Regions from separate parts of the Homo sapiens genome. Here regions 1 and 2 are each linked to region 3. Evidence: chromatin loops called from intact Hi-C (ENCODE). Cell type or tissue: endothelial cell of umbilical vein. All regions are shown on one strand. Region 1 holds the start of TBC1D25 (TBC1 domain family member 25). Region 2 holds the start of LOC124905272 (small nucleolar RNA U13). Region 3 has its middle 6.8 kb from the start of WDR13.

Region 1 (8,000 bases), 51 kb after region 3:
CCAATGTTTGCGAGGGTGTGAGGGAAACAGGCATTTATGTGCTGCTGATGAGATCATAAATTCGTTTTTTTTTTTTTTTGAGACGGAGTCTCACTCTGTCGCCCAGTCTGGAGTGCAATGGTGCGATCTCGGCTCGCTGCAAGCTCCGCCTCCCGGGCCCATGCCATTCTCCTGCCTCAGCCTCCCAAGTAGCTGGGACTACAGGCGCCCACCACCACGCCTGGAGAATTTTTTGTATTTTTAGTAGAGACGGAGTTTCACCGTGTTAGCCAGGATGGTCTTGATCTCCTGACCTCGTGATCCACCTGCCTCAGCCTCCCAAAGTGCTGGGATTACAGGCATGAGCCACAGCGCCCGGCTGAGATCATAAATTGATAAAACCTGTCTGGAGAGCATTTTGGAAACACCCATTAATAGTTCAAAAAGCAGGCCAGGTGCGGTGGCTCATGCCTGTAATCCCAGCACTTTGGGAGGCTGAGGCGGGTGGATCACGAGGTCAGGAGATCGAGACGATCCTGGCCAACACGGTGAAACCCCATCTCTACTAAAAATACAAAAATTAGCCGGGCATGGTGGCGCACGCCTGTAGTACCAGCTACTCAGGAGGCCGAGGCAGGAGAATTGCTTGAACTCAGGAGGTGGAGGTTGCAATGAGACGAGATCACACCACTGCACTCCAGCCTGGACGACAGAATGAGACTGTCTCAAAAAAAAAATTTTTTTTAAAGCAAATACCCTTTTACCTGGCAATACCACTGCTAGGAATTTATCCTATGACTAGATGTTTCCAAATACAGTAGTCCCTCTTTATCTACAGGGGATACATTCCAAGACCCCCCCGAGTGGATGCCTGAAACTGCAGATAGTACCAAGCCCTATATATACTATGTTTTTTTTCATATACATACATACCTATGATAAGGTTTAATTGATAAATTAGGCACAGTAAGAGATTAACAATAATAGAACAATTATGACAATACAGATGCTTCTTGACTTATGACAGGGTTATGTACCAATAAACTCATCGTAAGTTGGAAATACTGTAAGTTGACAATGCATTTGGCTGGGCGCAGTGGCTCACCTGTAATCCCAGCACTTTGAGAGGCTGAGGCGGGCGGATTGCTTGAGCTCAGGAGTTTGAGACTGCCCTGGGCAACATGGCGAAACCCTGTCTCTACTAAAGATACAAAAAATTGGCCGGGTGCGGAGGCTCACGTGCCTGTAATCCTAACACTTTGGGAGGCCGAGGTGGGCGGATCACTTGAGATCAGGAGTTTGAGACCAGCCTGACCAACCTCATGAAAATTAGCTGAGTGTGGTGGTGCACACCTGTAATCCCAGCTACTCTGGAGGCTGAGGCATGAGAATCACTTGAACCCGGGAGGCAAAGGCTGCAATGAGCCAACATCGGACCACTGCACTCCAACCTAAGTGACAGAGTGAGACTCTGTCTCCAAAAAAAAAAAAAAGAGAAGATCAAAAAACTATCTGGGACTGGGTGCGGGGGCTTACACCTGTAATCCTAGCACTTTGGGAGGCCGAGGTGGACAGGTAACTTGAGGTCAGGTGTTCGAGACTAGCCTGACCAACATGGTGAAACCTTGTCTCTAATAAAAATACAAAAATTAGCAGGCGTGGTGGTGCGTGCCTGTAATCCCAGCTACTTGGGAGGCTGAGGCAGGAGAATCACTTGAACCCGGGAAGCGGAGGTTGCAGTGAGCTGAGACTGCGCCACTGCACTGCAGCCCGGGGGACAAGAGCAAAACTCCGTCTCAAAAAAAAAAAAAAAAAAAATTATCCGGGCATAGTGGTGCATGCCTGTAGTCCCAGCTACTTGGGAGGCTGTGACAGGAGAATCACTTGAACCTGGGAGATGTCACTGCACTGCAGCCTGGGTGACAGTTAGACTCCATCTCAAAAAAAAAAAAAAAAAGAAATAAAAAGGAAAATGCATTTAACACATTTATCCTACCAAACATCACAGGTTAGCCTAGCCTACCTTAAACGTGCTCAGAACGCTCACATTAGCCTACAGTTGGGAAAATCATCTAACACAGAGTCTGTTTTACAACAGTGTTGAATATTTCATGTAATTTATTGAACACTGTACTGAAAGTGAAAAGCAGAATCGCTGGGCACTTGCAGTACAGTTTCTACCAAATGCGTATCGCTTTTGCACCATTGTAAAGTTGAAAAATCCTAAGTCCAGTTATTGTAAGTTGGGGACTGTCTGTAAACTGTAATAAAAGTAATATGAATGTGGTCTCTCTCTCTCTCTCAAAATATCTTATTGTATGTAATATTTGCAGACTGAGGTTGACCATGGGTAACTGAAACTGCAGAAAGCAAAACCACAGACAAAAGTAGACTACTGTGCTCCAAGACATGCATACGTGGCTGTTCACTGTGGGATTATTTGTAGTAGTAAAATAAACAAAAACCCTACCAAACAAAGGCCAGATAGCCACTGTAGAGGTCGGTGGCCCACTGGCCAGTCCCCAGCATCTTCCCACTCACCCACTCAAATCAAAGGCTCGGATGAGGATGTGCTGCAACACGTCGAGCGAGGTGATCTGGGGATCTACAGCAAAAGAGCGGAACTCTGGCGGCAAGAAGCTCTCACATTTCTGGGGAGAGAAGACATGGGGTAGGCCACCAGGGGCCCCATCACCATGCTGAAGAGTGAGGTGCAGAGTGGTAGAAGGCAAAGTCAGAGAGGTGCCAGGGGCCAGATCAAGGCAGGTGTTCTGGACCACAGGGTCCAGTGAGGAGGAGGCTACTGCAAGAGTTCAGGCCCCCAATCCTTCTTCTATATCCCTTCAACTATGGTTGCCAGAATCACCGTGTCCAGTCTGGCTCCTGTTAAATCAGTCCTCTATGGTGCTGTAACCAATCTAACACATCTACCTACAACACTCCCCTGCTTCAATCTCTTCAATGGCAACCCTAGAGTCCCAGCAAGCGGGCCTATGGGGCCCCAGCCAGCCTCTCACCAGGTTTTTTGAACTTTACACTCTAGTAGTACCAAACTGTTAGAAGTTACCTTGAAACCATCCTGACTCCAGGCCATTGATTGTGCTGATCCCCTGTCTGGAACATCCCTCCCACTTTCTTCACGTGGTTCACGCCCAGCTCAGGCATCATCTTTTTTCTGAATGTCAAACTTCTACCTTAGAGCTCTATTACACTGAAGTGATGTGTGGACCCTCTTATCACTGCCAGTGCCACTGGTTGGTCGGAGCCACCATCATTGTTTACTGGAACTATGGCAACAGCGTTCTTCCTCAGCATACACACCAAAGGCCCTTGGCGATCTGTCTCTGTCTTAGCGCTCTGATTCACCTCCTACCACTCTTCCCCTCATTCTCTCCACTCCAGCAATCAGGAACCTACGGGAACATGCCAGGCTCATTCCCATCCTCTAGTCTTTGCCCTTGCTATTCCTTCTGCCTAGAATACTCTTCCCTTCTAATATGCACATGGCTGACTCCTTTTATTCGGGTCTCTGCTCCTTCAATACCTCCTCTGGGGATTTCCCTGTACAACCTTGGCTAACGTGACTCCCTATTTCATAACCTTTTTCATTATTTTAGTGTCCGAAGCATCTCATTTCTTTAGTTGTCTCCACCCACGAGCCTGTCAGCTCATCAAAGTGGGAACTTGCACATAAGTGCACTCTCAACACATGGGTTGACTGACTCCAGAGCCAGCACCTTCTCATTCCTCAGAGCCCCACCCTCAACTACTGCGGCCCCTCCTCCAGCCCCATAGCCCCTCCCCTTTGTCTATAAGCTCCACCCATTCATCCCATAGACCCCCGCCTCGTCCCTCTATTTTCAGTCCCACGCCCCAAGGTACGTCGCTAACGCTCTCAGGCTCTCAGGCCCTCCCTACCCCTCGCCATCATCACTTGGCCCTCAAGCTTCGCCGCTCAGGTTATGTCCGAAATCTCAGGTCCCGCCCTCCATCCTATGACAGCCACCGCCTCCCCCTCCCCTGGGATGCCTCGGCGGCTGGGCCGACTCACCGCCAGCCTCACCTTGACTCGGACCCGCACCACCTCTCGCTCCTCCTCCTCAGCGGCCGCCGCCGCCTGAGCTCCCACACCGGGCGGGGGCGCTCCGGAGCCAGACAAGTCCGAGGCCCCGGAGGCTGTTGCCATCCCGCCGCCGCCCGTCTCAGGGTGACGGCTGACCGTTGCCCCCCACCCCGGCGCACACTCTACTGTACTGACGCCCGCCGCCCCACCTCGTGCCGGGGCGCAGGCGCAGAGGGCGCCGCGCGACCCTACCCCCCACCGTCCCTCCCACCTGGCCCTGCCTGGAGGTCGCCTCTGCGCCTGCGCCTAGAGTGCTGTTGCCAGGAGCCCCGCCCCCAAAAGTCGGGCATTTTGCTCTATTTCAGCTAGCGTGCAGACGCCTACTGAGGCCCCGCCTCCCCCAGCCCCGTGGTTTGGTTGTTTTGACAGCATACTTCCGGATTCACGGAGGTGTTAAACTGACGCCTCGTTCGCCAAGAGAAGGGGGCGGGGAAAGGAAGAGGCTGCGTGATGACGTCAGGCCCACACCCCGCCTCAAGTTGCCTCACGCCTCTGCTGGCAGATGATGTCATCTATTTCAAATACCAGTGGCCCTCGCTTCAAATGAATCCACTGAACAGAAAAAAATCCTTTTTTTTTTTATTTTTTTAGGCAGGGTCTCGCTCTGTCATCCAGGTTGGAGTGCAATGGCGCGATCACAGCTCACTGTAGCCTCAAAGTGAGCTATGATCAAGCGATCCTCCTGCCTCAGCCTCCCAAGAGCTGGGACTACAGGCGCGTGCTACCACGCCCAGCCAATTTTTGTATATCTTGTATAAACAGGGTTTAGCTGTGTTGCCCAGGCTAGTCTCGAACTCCTGACCTCAAGTGATCCACCCGTCTCGGCCTCTCAAAGTGTTGGGATTACAGGTGTGAGCCACAGCCCTCGGGTAAAGTGTTTTTAAAAATATACTCAGCAGGGTGCAGTGGCTCACGCCTTATAATCTCAGCACTTTGGGAGGCCGAGGCGGGCTGATCGCTTGAGCCCAGGAGTTCTAGACCAGCCTGGGCAACACAGCGAGACCCCGTCTCTAACAAAAAATTAAACAATTAGCTGGACGTGGTGGCGCACACCTGCAGTCCCAGCTACTCGGGAGGCTGAAGCGGCAGGATGGCTGAGCCCAGGAAGTCAAGGCTGCAGTGAGCGGTGATCACACCACTGCCCTAACCTGCACCACAGAGCAAGGCCCTGTTTCAAAAAAAATTAATAATTTATACCCTGACTTAGTAAGGTCAGATAAAACAGGAAAATGGTTTACACATTGTGAAAATTCATGGAGATTTTGTACACTGATGATTTTTGTACTTCCTGTATGAATGTTATACTTCATTAAATAATTTGCCCCCAAAAAACACTATTATGCTCTCTGGAGTTCTAGCTTTTTAGTTTGCCTTTGTCTGAAACTTGACGAGATCATACTTTCCCAAGTTTACACATCTAGGAGGCAAATTTCCAGGTAATTCAACTCCAGGAAGGACACTAATGCTTCTAATTGAAACCCAGGAAGAAGTTAACAATCAAGCCTTCAGAAGGCAGAAAGCGAGACAGACCCAGGGAGCTCAGCAGCATATCTCTAAAGCTCTGCCATTATTGAACCAGCTCAAAGGATCCCCGGTCTTTGTGTCCCTTTTCCAAGTTTCACATTCTCAGATCTTGGGGAATCACTGAATCACTGGAAAAGCCCTCTGTCCAGCTTGGTCTAGAGATTTCTTTGAAACCTGACTAAAATGTTGGTACTGACTGCCAGGGACCAGTTGAAAGAGAAGTGGCCAGGCTCAACTACGAACCAATCAATGGGGCCCAAATGATACCATCTATAAAAGATCAGCTTTTTGGGGTCCCAGAGCAGGGTGGATAATGGATCCGGAAGAGCAAATGGGGAATGCCCAGCAGAGCATGCAAAAGGCTCAGCAATGTGCTGAGCACATAGTTAGTGATCAAAACAATGAATGGAAGAAGCCAAGAATAAATGAAGAAAAATTTTAAAAAATAAACTGAGTCAGGCACAGTGGCTCACACTTGTAATCCCAGCACTTTGGGAGGCCGAAGTGGGAAGATCGCTTGAGCCGGGGAGTTTGAGACCAGCCTGGGCAACATAGGAAGACCCTGTCCCTACAAAATTAAAAAAAAAAAATTAGCTGGGTCTGATGGTGCGCACCTGTGCTCCTAGCTATTCGGGAGGCTGAGGTGGGAGGATTACTTGAGCCTGGGAGGTCCAGGCTGCAATGGAGTTGTGATCACGCCACTACACTCCAGCCTGGGTGACAGAGTGAGAACCTGATTAAAAAAAAAAAAAAGCCCACAAAACTTTGCTTTTGTCTTACCTAATCTTCATAACATGTTAAGGTTGGTCCTGTTCTTAAATGGTGTATGTCTACTAGATATTGGCTGAATTATTGAATATATCTTAGACTCTTCTGAGAAACTTTATATGTGGCAAAATGCAAAAAGGCAGTCTTCCCACTTAATTGCACAACATCCGTGCGGTTTGGACAAAATACAGGCTGCACTTACAAATGTTATTTCTGGCCGGGCACAGTGGCTCACGCCTGTAATCCCAGCACTTTAGGAGGCCGAGGCGGGCGGATTACGAGGTCAGGAGATGGAGACCATCCTGGCTAACACGGTGAAACCCCGTCTCTACCAAAAATACAAAATAATTAGCCAGGCGTGGTGGCGGGCGCCTGTAGTCCCAGCTACTCGGGAGGCTGAGGCAGGAGAATGGTGTGAACCTGGGAGGCGGAGCTTGCAGTGAGCCGCCACTGCACTCCAGCCTGCACTCCAACCTGGGCAACAGAGCGAGACTCCGTCTCAAAAAAAAAAAGTAAACAAAAAACAAAAACAAATGTTATTTCCAACAAAGGAGTCTTGTAAGATACTAGCACTCCAACTATTGTGTCCGTGTCATATGGACGCAACCCTCAAGGTTAACTTTTTAGGTAAGTCTGCAATTCTATTTTGGTGTCTTTTAAGACAACATGTTGCCTTGGTATTAACATTAAATAGATATCTCTATTTTTAGAAGGTATAAATAATGGGGATTTTCTCTGAAAGCCAGAAAAGGATTATTGGCATGTCTCTCTTGCCCCATGTGTTTAGAGTCAAAATCACTTATAGCACTGCTGGATTTTCTGATGGAAACAAGGAGTAAGAGCCTGCTTTTCATTTATCATAGGGTGGGATGTGCAAACCATTAGCCTGGAGTTTGGAATCGATCCTAAGGACACTGGGGCAAAGGTTTAGACAGGGGTATGATGTGGTCAGATGCCTCTGTCTTGGTCCTGGGGAGAGCTTTGGATGGAAAGATACTGGAAGCAAGGAGATCAAAAAGGAGGTCCTTGCCATAGTCCTGGGGAGAACTTTCTTTTTTGTTTATTCATTCTTCCATTCAACAAATATAAAGTATATGCTAGGCAGTCTACATAAATTAATTCTTATAATCTGCATAAAAACCCTATGAGGTAGTATCTTAGTCCATTTTTCTGTTGCTATAATCAAATACCCAAGACTGGGTAATTTATAAAGAAATTTGAGAGGCTGAGGTGGGAGGATTGCTTTGAGGCCAGTTCAAAACAGCCTCAGCAACATAGCAAGACCCTGTCTCTACAAAAAAATTTAAAAATTAGCTGAGCATGGCAGTATGCCTGTAGTACTAGCTACTTAGGAGGCTGAGGCAGGAGGATTGCTTATGCTCAGAAGTTTGAGGCTGCAGTGAGCTGTGATCATGCCACTACACTCTAGTCTGGGTGACAGAGTGAGACCCTGTCTCTAAAAACAACAACAACAACAACACCCCCCCCCCACCAAAAAAAAAAAAGAAAGAAAAGAAATTTATTTCTTACAGTTCTGGAGGCTGGGAAGTCCATGGTCAAGGAGTCACATCTGGTGAGGGCCTTCTGCTGGTGGGGCCTCTCTGTG
Region 2 (8,000 bases), 510 kb after region 3:
TATGCAAATAGTGGTAGGCTTGGGGTACGGTGGTCCCAACAAGTCATATGGAGCAAGCATCCTGCTTTGGCTGAAGTTAAATACATAAGCCCTGCAGATCACACATTCATCCACTCTAGCAAGGTAGGTGATAGGTGATATGGTTTGGATCTGTATCTCCACCAAATCTCATGTCAAATTGTAATCCCCAATGTTGGAGGTGGGGCCTGGTGGGAGGTGATTGGATCAAGGGGGTGGATTACTCATGAATGGTTTAGCACCACCCCCTTCGTACTATCCTCACAATAGTGCGTGAGTTCTTGTGAGATCAGGTTGTTTAAAAGTGTGTAGCACTTCCTCTCTGACTCTCTTTTGCTCCTGCTCCTGCCATGTGAGATGCTTGTTCCCCCTTTGCCTTCCACCATGATCAGAAGCTTTCAGAGGCCTCTCCCAAAGCAGAAGCTGCTGTGCTTCCTGCATAGCCTGTATAACGGTGAGCCAATTAATCCTCTTTTCCAGTTACCCAGTCTCAGGTATTTCTTTGTAGCAATGTGAGAACGGATTAATACTGTAGGTTTCCCTAGGAAACTTTTTTTTTTTTGAGACAGAGTCTCGCTCTGTTGCCCAGGCTGGAGTGCAGTGGTATGCTCTTGGCTCACTGCAACCTCTGCCTCCCAGGTTCAAATAATTCTCTTGCCTCAGCCTCCAGAGTAGCTGGGATTACAGGTGTGTGCTACCACGGCCAGCTAATTTTTGTATTTTTTTTTTTTTAAATAGAGATGGGGTTTCGCCATGTTGGCCAGGCTAGTCTCGAACTCCTGACCTCAATCGATCCTCCCACCTCAGCCTCCCAAAGTGCTGGGATTACAAGTGTGAGCCACCATGCTCAGCCTCCCCAGGAAACTGAATTTGTGCTTTCAGAAGACCAGTTTTCTTTTTAGTGAACCCTGCTGTTTGGAGGTTACATGGGAGATGAAAATGCCATGATCTGTTGTGTTCCGTGGCCCAGTCCTGCACATCATGTCCAGCAAAATGGGTCTTTTGGTTACTGTCAATGTGTCAAAGATATCCATACATAGTACTGAGAGCCTCTAAACCTTTAATAGTACTGGCTTGATTAGCTCACTTACAAGGACAAACTTACAGCAGTTCAGTAGCAGTATCTACACAGGCCAATACATACTTTTTGTCTTGACTTACAAAAAGAAGCCCTATATAATTCATTTGCTGATCTGTTATAGGGTAGACAGCCCTATGAGTGTGTCCTGCATGGTATGGTATATAGTGTGGATGGAATCAAGAATGTGGTATACATTTGTATTAGTCCGTTTCTACACTGCTATAAAGAACTACCTAAGACTGCGTAACGTGTAAAGGAAAGAAGCTTAATTGACTCACAGCTCCATGTGGCTGGGGAGGCCTCAGCAAACTTACAATCATGGCAGAAGGCAAAGGGGAAGCAAGGACCTTCTTCACATGGTGGCAGGAGAGAAAGAGAGCAAGGAGGGAACTGCCAAACACCTTTAAACCATCAGATCTCATGAGAACTCACTCACTATCATGAGAACAGCATAGGGGAACCGCCCCCATGATCCAGCCACCTCCCCTGACATGTGTGAATTACAATTCAACATGAGATTTGGGTGCAGACACAGAGCCAAACCATATCAACATTTTTAACAGCTATTGGGAGGTCAGTATATTTTAAGGGCAATCCTGCCTTCTTGGCTATCTCCAAGCCTACTCTTGCACTTCTATGACTACTACTTTTGTTATGTACACAGGTCTCTATTTATTGGCCTGGGACAGAGCACAATGCTTCTAATTGTTCTTAGGGTGTCAGCTTCTATACTTCCTGGAACTGAGTCCTATTGTGTACCACTACATGAAATACCAACTATTTCATCAGCTGCAAGGTGTTGCAGCTTCTCTATGTGTCTTGCCACATGTTCATGCCTTATATGGGTTTGTGCATAAACACCCATTTTTCTTGTTGCCACTGGGCTAGCCACATAATTAGGCCTTTGAATGTAGCCCAGCTATCAGCACAAAGAGCCAGGGGCCAGGGCTTATGTGTGATTATTAACCAAGCAGCTTGCAACTCAGCCCACTGTCTACTGTGATGGGTACTTATATCAAGCCAGATTGTATCAGTTTGTGGTCATATAGCAACAGCGGTCCAAGTACAGGGGTTTCCCTTGCTGGAGCCATCTGTATACCAAGCATGATCAGGGATGCATAACACTCCTTTGCTTATCGAGTCACACACTGGGGTAGGAAGGGGCAAAGGGATGTCCTTTGGTTGCTCACATATAACAAGGCCTAACACAGCATGCAATTCTCGGCTTAAGGGATTGGTTACCAGGACACTTCATTGTTGCAAACAGGCATGCCATTTATTCAAGATAGGTGTTTGGGATTTAAACGGAGGTGGGTGATTTAAATAATCCTTCTATACATCCCTTGATTGGTAGACCAGTTCTCACAGTCATGGGAAGGGTCTTTGCTAATTATTCCACCTTCTGTAAAGCATACACTGCTAGCACTTGTTCAATGGGAGAGTACTGATAGGGACAGGAGGCAGATAAATTCTAGGCAGAAGAAGTGGAGTCCCTGACGAGGGCCCCACCTTCAAGCTTGGAACCGCAGCCCAAAGTGAGAACTTCACATCCCCGTTTTCCTGATCGAATGTTGCCTTTTCCAAAACCACCCCTGGCCCGCCATGCTCTCCATCCTGTACATATAAAAACCCCAGGCTCCACTGGCAGAGAGCAGAGAAGGGGAGAAGAAAAGAAGCAGCTGAACATTGGAGAGGTGCAGTTTGACTTCAGAGGGATGGCTTGATGGCAGAACTTTGGAGAACAGTCTGGCTGAAGATGGCCAGACTTCAGGGGAAGAATACTCTCCTGCTCCTTCCTCTTTCCAGCTCCCTTTCCTGCTGAGAGCCACTTCCATCGGCAATAAAATCCCCTGCATTTGTTATCCTTCAATTCGTTCGTGCAATCTGATTTTTCCTGGATGCTGGACAAGAGCTCGGAATACAAAAAGGCTGTCACACTGACCCTTTGCCCTCACGAAAAGGCAGAAGGTTCACTGAGCTGTTAAACACTTACTTAAGCCATCCTCGGGCAGTAAAGCTAAAAGAGCTCACTGTAATGCATGCCCTGGGGTTTTGGGGGCCCACGGGAGTTTTATCCTCCTTAGATGCTGCCTTGGGGCACGCACAGAGTTTTGCTCCTGCCAGCACCCTAAAGCACTTTCCCTGGCTCTTACACGAGCTCACCTGCATGCTTCCCATCCCACAAGGGGTTGAGAGCTGTGGGCTGAGTAAGCAAGGCACCCCTGTCATGAGGCCTGTGAAGGGGTCAGGGAAAATTTCCTTTCAGTATCTGGCTTCGCTCCTTTCCGTAATTGTGACCAAAATCTTAAAGGGATTGATTTACCATACCGTGGTTGCCATAAGGCCCAACTCCTGCCCACAGGAGTAGCAGTAACATCCAAAGTCATCTCTACTCCCTCTAAAGGGGTGCCTGAGGCTTGCACCTGCTATACTAGCACTTTAGCCTGTTCAAAGCTCCCTGCTGTGACGTGTCTCAGTCTCAATGTTTCCTTTCTCTAATAAGTCCATATAGTGGCCTCAAACATTGGGCTAAGGGTGGGACAAATGCTCTCTAATATCCTAAAAGACCCACAGATGTTTGGATTTCTCTTTTGTTTTCAGAGTTGGATATTACTGGATTTTGTCCATTAATGTACCCAATATAAAAGGAATCTTACTCCACCATGTAACCCCTAAAACTTCACTGCAGGCCCTGGGCCCTAGATCTTCTGAAGGGTTGATTTCCCACCCTTGTTCCAGAAGATGATTGCACAATGCCCTCAGACTTTCATAATACACATGAACATCTCAGAGGTTAACGCCATATTATAAATATAAGAAGACTAAAAAAGAGAAGTCAGGAGTGAGAGCAAAGACAAGTCTCTAGCTATCATTGGGTGACGAATTGTAGGAGTGTGAAATAGCCCTAGGGCAGCACTTGAAAGGTCCACTGGAAACCTTGCCAGGTAAAAGCAATTGGTTTTGTGATTATTTGGACAGTAGAATGCAGAAAAAGGTATTAGCCAAACCTAAGACAGCATGATGTGTACCCAGGACAGACACGATGTGGTTGACTACCTGAGTAATTTAAGAAACTGCAGCTTGTATGGCCAGGGTTACCTTGTTCAATTTCTGGTAACCCGCAGTCATCAGCCAGGCCTGGTCAGGTTTGCATGCAGGCCAGATGGAACTGATAATCTTGCTTTGAGTTGGCCGGATAATATGTACCTTTTAAGTTCCTCAATAGCTGCACTTATTACAGTATGCCCCTCAGGCAATTTGTATTGTTTAACGTTGACAACCTACCTGGGGCTAGAGAATTGTACGGGTTTCCATTTTGACCTCTCCTGAGAATACCTGTACTATACCCACCTTTAATCTGAATTCTTCCACTGAAGTTTACAGTCTTTCCTAACAGAATATCCATGCCTAAAATATTTTATGGAATAGAGGAAATAAGCACCATATATGGGGCAGAGGACACTTTCCCCAAACCGAGATGTATTAAAGTCCTTTTTACCGGGATCATTTGTCCCCCATAACCCTCAATGGCAGACCATTGACCAAAGGGTCTTTCTGAATGTGTCCATGGATTAAAGTACATTCTGTCCCTAGTAAGGCAATAGTCTTAATTCTCAGGACCAGTAAGTGATGAGCTCAATATGGGGCCTCTGGTCGCCCTCTATTGTTCAAACATGGGATTAACCTCGGCCCTAGTAATTTCGGAGCCCGGATGGGATCCACCCTGATAGGCTGGGGCATTACAAGAAGGGGTCTAGTCTTCCTCTTCTGCAGGAGGGGCAGAAAGGAAGCAACGAAATTGCTGTTTAGGCGGTAGTTCCCTCTATGTGACTGCTAATACAGCGTTAGGTTGTTTGTCTATTTTTTATTGGGGTGTTTCTGCTCCCAATAAATCATGCCACATTTACTTACATGTGCCTCTTATCTATCCCTTTCCCTTTTTTTCCTCCTTCTTTCTGTGGGATTTTCTTTTTCCCTTTTGCTAACCCTCGTCAGGTTCCCAAGCTTACCCTGTCCCTGGTTTGCTCAGTTTTTTCCAAATTTGCAATGCCTTGTCCCACATCATATACATCTTGTTCCACTCCAGGCCTCAACAAAGACAGAAAAGGGCCCTGCCATTCTCTTCATGCATGCTGTAGCAATTTATTTTTCACCCTGGCAGTAAAAACTGCTATATCAGTTCCTGTGAAAACCCAGGTATAGATGGCTTGCCTCATTCCTAATTCCCAGAGAAGCCCCAGGGCCTCTTTGATTGACCACCAGCAGGTTGTCCCTCCTGGTAAATCTTTCTCATTAGGCCAAGCCTCTCTCATAGCTAGAATAATCCATTCCATAAGGCTATTCTTCCTGGGTTATGAAGGTATTGCTGCAGGACCAGGTGGGTGATGATATTAATCATTTTTCTCTGCTTGATTCCCAGCTAAAGAAAAACCCTGTGTCCCACAATTGGACCATCTAAGAGGTCAGTGGTTCCTTAGGTGGTTGTTTAAACGTCTTTGCAATCTTTAGGAGTTCTGTAGCAGTGAGATAGTGATAGTGAGAGTGATATACACTGATTGTGAGATTCTCCTGGATCAGCCAACTCCAATTTTGCTGGAGTTGTTCAGCTTTCACTTTCCTGTGCACGAGGGGCGAGCTTGCCAAAGATCTTCATTCCCCTCTTCAGCTATGACTTCTATGTCATCGAAATATTCCTCTCCACAACATTCCCAGGGTTTCCAAATTTTCACATCCCAATCGGGCTTAGTTATGACAGCTTTAATTTCTGGTCATTTCCATTTCATTCCCCCTAGGCGGACCAATCTATCTACATGCTAAGGTTTCAATTTTTGTTCTCTTGGTCGTCAATTTTCTTCATTATGTTGGATGCAAGGAGAAAAGTCAAAAGTCACGTGTCTTTTTCTTGTTGCAATTCCTTCCCTAGCCATTTAATTTTCATCTCTGCTGCTAGCTGGGCCTCCAATGCCAAATGAACAGCCCAGAGAAGTGGCCAGCCCACTGGATAGGTTATCCACCACCCTTCCCTATCGCAGTGCACTATATGGCTTTCAGTTAATAACTCCTTTTGAGTTTTCGGGATGTCCCATTACTCATGCGGAGGTCCACAAGCATCTAACAGAGGTGTCACACCACCCCACATAGATGTTGCTGGCCACCCTGGAGTTTCACGCACAGATGCTTCATTCCCCTTACCCATTTCTTTTTTTTTTTTTCATATCAGATGAATAATGTGCTGATGTCATAACAAGGTTTGAGAAAGGCACATCTCACATAAGCACATGAACACCCAATCATCATGCTTAGGAACTACAAAAGGATCAATTTCTTAGTTCTTCAGCTCCTGCCTGGCTCAGCAAATGTTCCACAGTAGCTGGTATACGCAAACCCACCCCTAAAGGCCAAGGGAACTGAAAGGCAGAAGAATAAGGCTGACAAACCCAGTTCTCAGAAAGGAATATTTAATAGGGACTTAGGAATGCAGGCCATCTCAGGGAGCTCTAAGAGGGTGGAACCCCGCACCCGCCCATCAGAAAGTATTCTTTCTATAGCATGCTTTTAGAGTAAAGACACGTCCAGCCAGTCTGGTCTTAGACTTGCTTGCCAAAACTCTGGAAAACTGGGGAGGCCGGGCACAGTGGCTCACACCTGTAATCCCAACACTGGGAGGCCGAGGCGAGCAAATCACTTGAGGTCAAGAGTTTGAGACCAGCCTGGCCAACATGGTGAAACCCTGTCTCTACTAAAAATGTAAAAATTAGCCAGGTGTGGGTGGCAGGCACCTGTAATCCCAGCTACTCTGGAGGCTGAGGCAGGAGAATTGCTTGAACCCGAGAGGCAGAGGTTGCAGTGAGCCAGGATCGCACCACTGCACTCCAGCCTGGGTGACAGAGCGAGACTCTGGAAGAGAAAGAAAGAGAGAAAGAAAGAAAGAAAGAAAGAAAGAAAGAAAGAAAGAAAGAAAGAAAGAAAGAAAGAAAGAAAGAAAGAAAGGAAGGAAGGAAGGAAGGAAGGAAGGAAGGAAGGAAGGAAGGAAGGAAGGAAGGAGAAAGAAAGAAAGAAAGAGAGAGAAAGAGAGAAAGAGAGAGAGAAAGGAAAGAAAAGAAAAAAAAGAAAAGAAAAGAGAAAGAAAACTGGGCAGGTTAAATAAGCTTATTATTAAGGTTATCTATACTGCAGGAACTGTTTAAAAACCTTGCTGCAGAACACTTCGGTATGCAGGAGTCAAACGTTGATCATGATGGTGGATTTGCTTCAAGATAGCACCGTTTTTGCCATAAACTGGCTGTTTTCTTGCAGGTATATGGAACACACTTTAACTTTTTAAACCCTAAATTAAATAAAATAGTGAAACTCCTCAATTTCTGGGTGATCCCACAACCATGCGCTCAGGTGAATTCCCCCACCCTCTTCAATACATTACACCCAGGAAATCTAAGAAGCACGGTCAGGCCTTTGGATACATTTACTGCAGAAGGGAACCGGAGCATGGAATCATGGGAATCCACCTCCCAAGGCCCAACACTTTCATCCTGAGCTTGCGCATGAAACAATAATGAACGAGATTTTTACCTAAAGGGGATGGGTAGGAACATGGTGGAAAGGAGGGGATGGGAAGTAGGGATGAGCAGGGAGGAACACTTTTATTCTTTTGGTATAGTTTTGCCTCTTTTAAAAGCATAGTAGTGTTTCACATATTGCAAAAATAGATATAGAAAAGTGAGGAAGTAGGTGAAAAAATAAATACATTAAAATAAACTAGGCTTGGGGGGACCCAAAATGGAACATAAATAGAAACAAAGGAACCTAAGTATATTACAAATGAATAACATAACCACGCTAACGGGCATGAGGAAGAAAATAGCTAATCTGAGTAACTTTGGGAAACAGTTATTTTGACTGG
Region 3 (8,000 bases):
TGGGAGGTCAAGGCTGCAGTGAGCCATGCCACTGCACTCTGGCTTGGATGTTAGAGTAAGACCCTGTTTTTTTTTTTTGTTTTTTTTTTTTGTTTTTTTTAAAAAGAGAGAGATATGGGGGTATCTTGATATGTTGCCCAGGCTGGTCTCGAACTCGTGGCCTTGAGGCATCCTTCCACCTCAGCCTCCCAAGGAGCTGAGATTTACAGGCATGAGCCACTGCACCCAGCCCTGAACTGGTCCCCTATTTGTGACTGGCATTGGGTTTATTTCCATGTTCTTTTTTCACCATAAAGAGTGTTGTGATAAATACCTTTCCCATTCACTTCCACCTTCTCTCAACAGAGCCCTGCCCCTTCATCCCACCACTCTGCTTCCAAAGAAATATGATGGAATGAAATAACAGAAGAGTCAGGAATTCGAGTCAGGGATACCTGGGAAATTCTGTTTCACCATTGGAATGAATTCTTTTATTGTTTTTCAATATTAACATATTAAATTTATAAAAATTATTTTTAAAACCTCTTCCTATAAGGCTATAAGATACTAGACAAAACAAGCTGATGAAAGGTTTGTTGGCTGGGCACTGTGGCTCACGCCTGTAATCCCACCACTTTGGGAGGCTGAGGAGGGTGGGTCACTTGAGGCCAGGAGTTAGAGACCAGCCTCGCCAACATGGGCACCTCTGCCTCCCAGCTCAAGCGATTCTCGTGCCTTAGCCTCCCAAGTAGCTGGGACTACAATCGTGCACTACCATGCCAGGCTAATTTTTGTGTTTTTAGTAGAGATGGGTTTCACCATATTGGCCAGGCTGGTCTCGAACTCCTGACCTCACGTGATTTGCCTGCCTTGGCCTCCCGAAGTGCTGGATTACAGGCATGAGCCACTCAGCTGGTTTTTCTTGATTAAACATTCCTCTGCTTGTTACAAGCTTTCGGTTAGTTTTCAAAGTTTGAGACCTGCCTGACAGCATGGTGAGACTCTATCTTTACAAAATAAAAAAAAATAACCAGGCATGATGGTGTACACCTGTAGTCCCAGCTATTCAAGAGGCTGAGGTGGGAGATCACTGGAGCCTGCGAAGTTGAGGCTGCAGTGAACCGTGATCACACCACTGCACTCCAGCCTGGGCAACGCAGTGAGACCCTGTCTCAAAAAAAAAACAAACAAACAAACAAAAAAAAAAAAACAAGAAATGCAAAGGAACGCAGTGGACCACATTGGCTGTGTCTGCTTTTCATTGCTACCACAGGCTGAAATAAAATCTCAAGTTGGGCCCCAACTTCAGAGGACAAAGTAAAAGTGTAGGTGGGAAAGTGTAGGTGGTTCAGGGTACAGGTGTGCTGAGAATCAAGGCCAGAGAGAGAAACGGGAGGAGCCATGGAGCTGAGGTGTAATTGGAGTGGAGACACGGAATCCTCATTCACTTATCTCATCCCTGAAGTTTCTTCCTAAATGGGGTGAGTGGGGGTTGGGATATGAGTTCATAACTTTCATCATTTCCTGATGGGAAAACATTTGCCTCTGAAGCCAAAGTTCTCACAACCCCCAAATGGGGGTTGGTGACAACTCTCTATGCCCTAAGTCAGAAATAAAATTTCTGCCTTTGGAAAAAGCCTCAAACGGAGCACTGTGCGGTCCCCAGCGTGCTGAACTAGCAAGCCAGCCTTCTGACAGATACTTCTTCAGTCCCTGGAGCTACGATTCTAACTGCCAAGATCAATAGTAAGAAAATAATAATGTAAGAAATTGGTAAACTTGTAAATGAAATAGTAGTTTGGCCGGGCATGGCGACTCATGCCTGTAATCCCAACACTTTGGGAGGCCATGCGGGTGGATCACTTGAGGCCAGGAGTTTGAGACCAGCCTGCTCAACATGGTGAAACCCCATCTCTACTAAAAGTAGAAAAATTAGCTGGGCATGGTGGTGGGTGCCTGTTATCCCAGCTACTGAGGAGGCTGAGGCAGGAGAATCGCTTGAACCTGGGAGGTGAAGGTTGAAGTGAGCCGAGATCACGCCACTGCACTCCAGCCTGGGCAACAGAGTGAGACTCTTCTTAAAAAAAAAAATAGTAGTTTGGTTATTGTTGCTGGGGGGCAGGTGTGAAAAATAAATTTGAACTGAAACCAGAATGCACAAAGCCTTGGACTGCTGAGCGTGAGGATAAGGCGGACGTTAAAGCCTGTCGGCCACGGATTCAGAGCCAGCGGAAATCACTTCACAGGGGTAGGACTAGGATCACTCTGGTCTTAAGATCTCAATTCAGCTTGCCCAGTGAGGCATTCAGGGCTAGATTGCAGATCTGGGAGTGTTTAGCCCTTGCATCTGATATCACAGTCCCAGGCAATTACAGCCCTTGATTCTCTTTCTTTCCTGCTAATATGTTGAACTACATCTCATGCTTTTCAAATGTCAAGCCACCCTTGCTGTCCTGGGATAGGTCCCACCTGGTTGTGGTGATAGCCTGCATTACTGAGTGCTGACTATACTGATCTTATATGTACTGTCACAAACCTAAGGAGGTAGGTATGACATTTAAGCCCCATTTTGAAGATAGGGAAAGTGAACTCTAGAGGGGTTTACTGCCCATGGCCACAGATGTAGACAATATTAGAACTAGTATTTGGACTCCAGTGGGAAGTCGAACTGTTTTGTTTTTTTTTGTTTGTTTGTTTTTTACTTTAAGTTCTGGGATACCTGTGCAGAACATGCAGGTTTGTTACATAGGTATACATGTGCCATGGTGGTTTGCTCCACCTATCCACGCATCATCTAGGTTTTAAGCCCCGCATGCGTTAGGTATTTGTCCTACTGCTCGAACTAGACTGTTTCTTATCCTGGACACCAGAAACCACCAACCACTGGTAACCAGCCAGCATTGTTGACAATAATGCCCCGTCCTTCTCCTAGCTCTGTGCACCCCCAGCACTAAGTCCCAGATCTAGTTCTGTTCCTGGTCTCTTCTGACCTCCAGGACTGCTCTATGCACCAAGGTCTGCAATGGCGTCCAGCTACCGTGAGGGGCTGATCTCCTCCTAGGCTTCCTCTCCAACCTCACCTCTTGGCACTCTTACTCCATCAGGTTATGTTCCAGCCACGCTGGCTTCCTGTCACATGCTTTGAAAACTGTACAAAGTGTTCCTGGTATCTGGAATGCTCTTTGCTATGACTCACTTCCCTGACACTTCTCATCCCATGGTCATGTCACTAATAACAAGCACTTTATTTATGCCAGGCACTCTTTGAAGCACTTTATTTATTTATTTATTCATTTTAATTTGTTATTTTTTTGAGACAGTCTCACTGTCATTCAGGCTGGAGTGCAATGGCGCAATCTCGGTTCACTGCAACCTCTGCCTCCCGAGTTCAAGCAGTTATCCTGCCTCGGCCTTCCGAGTAGCTGGGATTACAGGCATGCGCCACCATGCCTAGCTAATTTTTGTATTTTTAGTAGAGACGGGGTTTCTCCTTGTTAGCCAGGCTGGTCTCGAACTCCTGACCTCAAGTGATCCACCCGCCTCGGCCTCCCAAAGTGCTGGGATTACAGGTATGAGCCACTGTGCCCAGCCTGAAGCACTTTACATTAATAGAAAACCTTGTGTAATCCTTACAACAGCAGTCTTGTGAAGTAGATACTATTGCCATCTCATCTCACAGGTGAGGAAATGAAAACAAAGAGAGGAAGTGACCTGCCCAAGGTCACACAGCCAGTAAGCAATGGAACTGGATTTATATGTAGGCCACTTGGCTCCGAATCCCTGTTCTTAACCACAACACTAACACCAACTGTCAAGTTACTTTTTGTGAGCTCATCTAGTGTGGATTCCTAACAAGTACTTTGTCATCCCGCCCTCGCTTTGCTTGATCTGTCAGCAAACCCTGTGAGTTCCACCTTCAGAATATGCCAGAATCCGAGCTCTCCTCTCGGCGTCCACTGCCGCCACCACCATCACTGGTTTGGATGACTGCAGCAGCCTCCTCACCACTGCCGTCCTCGCCCCCTCTCCTCAATCTGTCCTCACGGCAGCCAGAATGATCCTGTTGCAACCCAAGTCAGCCCAGGGCCCTCCTCTGCTCAGAGCCCTGCCGTGGCTCTCATCTCTCTCAGAGAAAAAGCCAAAGTCCTCTCCGTGGCCCACGAGGCCCTCCGGGCCCTCCCTGACCTCACCACCCACCACTGGCCCCTGGCTCACTCTGCTCCTGCCCCGCTGGCTTTCTTGCTGTTCCCCACACACCAAGCAAGCTCCTGCCTCAGGGCCTTTGCACCTGTTTGCTTTTCCCTCTGCCTTTAATTCTCTTCCAGATGTCGAAGCAAGGTAAGGCTGACAGGTTTGGTTGGAAATGAAACAAGCCCTAGTTACATTCAGATGTTACTTACGTGGACCACGAAAGCAAGAACATCCACAGATTCTGGTTCATGTCCCTTGTGCCGGGCAACACCGAAATGAAAGGGGCGAGATGACCACACACCAGGTGGCAGGACACCTTGTTGCTGAGGAGCTAATTTCATGCTGCAGCTAAGCAGTTCTATAGCCCAGAGGTGAGGGGTAGAAAGCCTCAAACCCCACCAGAACCTCAGGAGGTGGGGAGAAAACTGTCTCACAACAGGCTCCTTGGTAGATAGGAGGTGAATGGTAAATGGCCTCGTGAGAATTCCCCACAGACCTTCCGTGCTCTGTGTTCCGAGGATTACAGGGCGTTCTGCCAAGACTTACATCAGCTTACCTACGTGGCCCATGTGGAGACGTGCAACGGAGCCAGAGCGCTATGGAGGAACCATTCCCACGAACTAGACCACTGGATATCCTCCTTGACTGCTCTCCCTCGAACATCGGGTCTCTGTTGAAAGGCACCTTTTCAGAGTCACCTTCCCTGACTGCCATGTGTAAACCATCACATCTCACTCTCCACCCCCACCCTGCTTTATTTCCCTTAATGCTTCCCACTCCCTAACATTACATTACACGGCAATGTTTTAGCTTATTGTAGGTGGACCCCACCAATGCATGATATAATGAAACTTCACAAAATCAAGTTTTAACAAATTTAAGAAGAATGAAATCATATCAAGAGCCTTTCTGACCACAATGGTATAAAAGTAGAAATCAATAAAAGGAGGAAAATCAGAACACTCACCAATATGTGGAAATTAAACAATACACTTCTGGCTGGGCACGGTGGCTCATGCCTGTTAATTCCAGCACTTTGGGAGGCCAAGACAGGAAGAGCTGTTTTTTTTTTTTTTTTTTTTGAGACGGAGTCTCACTCTGTCTGGAATGCAGTGGCACTCTCTCTGCTCACTGCAACCTCTGCCTGCCAGGTTCAAGCGATTCTCCTGCCTCAGCCTCCCAAGCAGCTGGGATTACAGGCGCCTGCCACCACGCCTGGCTAATTTTTTGTATTTTTAGTAGAGAGGGGTTTCACCATGCTGGCCAGGCTGGTCTCAAACTCCTGACCTCAAGTGATTTGCCCACCTCGGCCTCCCAAAGTGCTAGGATTACAGGCATGAGCCACTGCACCCCGCCAGGAAGATCTCTTGTGGCCAGGAATTCAACACCAGCCTTAGCAACATAGTGAGACCCTTGTCTCTACAAAAAATAAAAGAATTAGCTGGGCATGGTGGTGTGCGCCTGTAGTCTCAGCTACTTGGGAGGCTGAGGTGGGAGGATCCCTAGAGCTCAGGAGGTGGAGGTTGCAGTGAGCTGTGATCTTGCCACTGCACTCCAGCCTGGGTGACAGAGCAAGACCCTGTCCCAAAAAAAAAAAAAAAAAAAAAAGAAAAAAGAAATAAAGATCTCAAATAAACAACCTAACTTTATACCTCAAGGGACTAGAAAAATAATGAAGTCCAAAGTTAGCAGAAAGATGGAAATAACAAAATCAGGGCAAAAATAAATGAAATAGATGAAAAAAATATAAAAGATTAATGACACTAAGAGTTGGTTTTTTGAAAAGATGAACAAAGTAAATAAAATCAGAAACATTACAAGTGAAACGACAGAAAAACAAAGGACCTGCCAGGCACAGTGGCTAACGCCTGTAATCCCAGCACTTTGAGAGGCTGAGGTGGGAAGATCACTTGAGGTCAGGAGTTCGAGACCAGCCTGGCCAACACGGCGAAACTCCATCTCTACTAAAAATACAAAACCTAGCCAGGCATGGTGATGTGTGTCTGTAATCCCAGCTATCCAGGAGGCTGAGGCGGGAAGGATCACTTAAGCCTGGGAGGTTGAAGCTACAGTGAGCCGTGATTGTGCCACTGCACTCCAGCCTGGGCGACAGAGTGAGACCCTATCTCAAATAATAATAATAAGCCTACTAAACACTACTATGAACAGTTGTTACACAAATTGGATAACCTAGAAACAATGGACACATTCCTAGAAATATACACTCTACCAAGACCGAATCAGGAATAGAAAATCTGAACAGACTGATAACAAGTAAGGAGATTGAATCATTCATCAAAAATCTCCCAACAGGACGGGCACGGTGGCTCACGCCTGTAATCCCAGCACTTTGGGGGGCCAAAGTGGGCAGATCACCTGAGGTTAGGAGTTGAAGACCAGCCTGGTCAACATGGTGAAACCCCGTCTCTACTAAAAATACAAAAATTAACCGGGCATGGTGGTGGGTGCCTGTAATCTCAGCTACTCAGGAGGCTTAGGCAAGAAAATTGCTTGGTCGTGGGAGGTGGAGGTTGCAGTGAGAGCCGAGATCAAACCACTCCAGCCTAGGCGGCAGAGTGAGACTCCGTCTCAAAAAAGGAAAAAAAAAATTGAAGAAGAGGGAACACTTCCAAACTCATTTTATGAGAACAGAATTACCCTGATGCCAAAGTCAGATAAATGGTAGTGGGGGTGGGAGGAGGTGGGGATGGTTAATGGGTACAAAAAATAGAAAGAATGAATAAGATCTAGTCTTTGACAGGACAATAGGGTGACTATATCCAATAAAAATTTAATTATACATTTAAAAATAAATAAAATAAGCTGGGCGCGGTGGCTCACGCCTGTAATCCCAGCACTTTGGGAGTCCGAGGTGGGCAGATCACCTGAGGTCAGGAGTTCGAGACCAGCCTGACCAATATGGAGCACCCCCATCTTTACTAAAAATACAAAATTAGCCGGGTGTGGTGGTGCATGCCTGTAATCCCAGCTACTCGGGAGGCTGAGGCAGGAGGATTGCTTGAACCTGGGAGGCAGAGGTTGTGGTGAGCCGAGATCGCGCCATTGCACTCCATCCTGGGCAACAAGAGTGTAACAGTCTCAAAAAAAAAAAAAATAGCTGGGCATGGTGGTGTGTGCTCATAGTCCTAGCTGCTGGGGAGGCTGAGGTGGGAGGACTGCTTGAGCCCAGGAGTTCGAGACTGTAGTGAGCTGTGATTGTGTTACTGGACTCCAGCCTGGGCAACAGAGCAAGACCCTCTTTAAACACACACACACGCATGCACACACACACACACACACACACACCCAGTGGAACAGGATCAAGGGCCCAGAAAATAGGGAGTCTCTCTGAGCCTACTCTGGCTTGGGAGGCTGCCTGATAAAAACAAAAAACAAAAACCAACCCCCAAAACCCAAGAGAGCCCAGAAATAAACCCACACATACAATATAAACTAATCTTATCCCCCGCCACCCAAGACGGAGTCTTGCTCTGTTGCCCAAGCTGGAGTGCAGAGGTGCGATCTCGGCTCACTGCAACCTCTGCCTCCTGGGTTCAAGCGATTCTCCTGCCTCGGCCTCCCAAGTAGCTGGGATTACAGGCATGTGTCACCATGCCCGGCTATTTTTTTTTTTTTTTTGTATTTTTAGTAGAGACAGGGTTTCACCATGTTGGCCAGGCTGATCTCAAACTCCTGACCTCGTGATCCGCCTGCCTTGGCCTCCCAAAGTGCTGGGATTACAGAGGGGAGCCACCGCGCCCAGCTAGTATCAACTAATCTTTGACAGAAGTGCTATGAATACACAATGGAGGAAAGACAGTCTTCAATAA

Evidence for each region. Peaks named below come from ENCODE experiments on the same cell type or tissue, not always from the same donor. Only the 100,000 strongest peaks of a DNase experiment are listed, where the experiment ranks them.
Region 1: it touches region 3 in a loop (7-fold over the local background); 11 of 110 quality-filtered maps call a loop at or near these places.
Region 2: it touches region 3 in a loop (6-fold over the local background); 3 of 110 quality-filtered maps call a loop at or near these places.

The regions. Positions count from the first base shown.
Region 1 is chrX:48,535,963-48,543,962 of GRCh38, reverse strand. It overlaps TBC1D25 (TBC1 domain family member 25), which reads right to left and starts at 4,249. Exons shown (of 6, transcript NM_002536.4): 1 at 4,043-4,249; 2 at 2,521-2,630. The coding sequence starts at 4,165. RefSeq lists enhancers at 3,594-4,094, 4,095-4,595 and a silencer at 4,089-4,308. In endothelial cell of umbilical vein, a CTCF peak has its summit at 4,112; DNase peaks (open chromatin) are centred at 3,812 and 4,462; H3K4me3 peaks cover 932 bases; H3K27ac peaks cover 841 bases.
Region 2 is chrX:48,080,185-48,088,184 of GRCh38, reverse strand. LOC124905272 (small nucleolar RNA U13) reads right to left here and starts at 6,418; the gene lies at 6,315-6,418. In endothelial cell of umbilical vein, a CTCF peak has its summit at 4,771 (motif pointing left); a DNase peak (open chromatin) is centred at 4,774; H3K27me3 peaks cover 140 bases.
Region 3 is chrX:48,586,667-48,594,666 of GRCh38, reverse strand. No RefSeq gene overlaps it. Among named protein-coding and RNA genes, the nearest start is that of WDR13, 6.8 kb to the left of the region's middle. In endothelial cell of umbilical vein, a CTCF peak has its summit at 3,007; a DNase peak (open chromatin) is centred at 3,126; H3K27ac peaks cover 3,371 bases.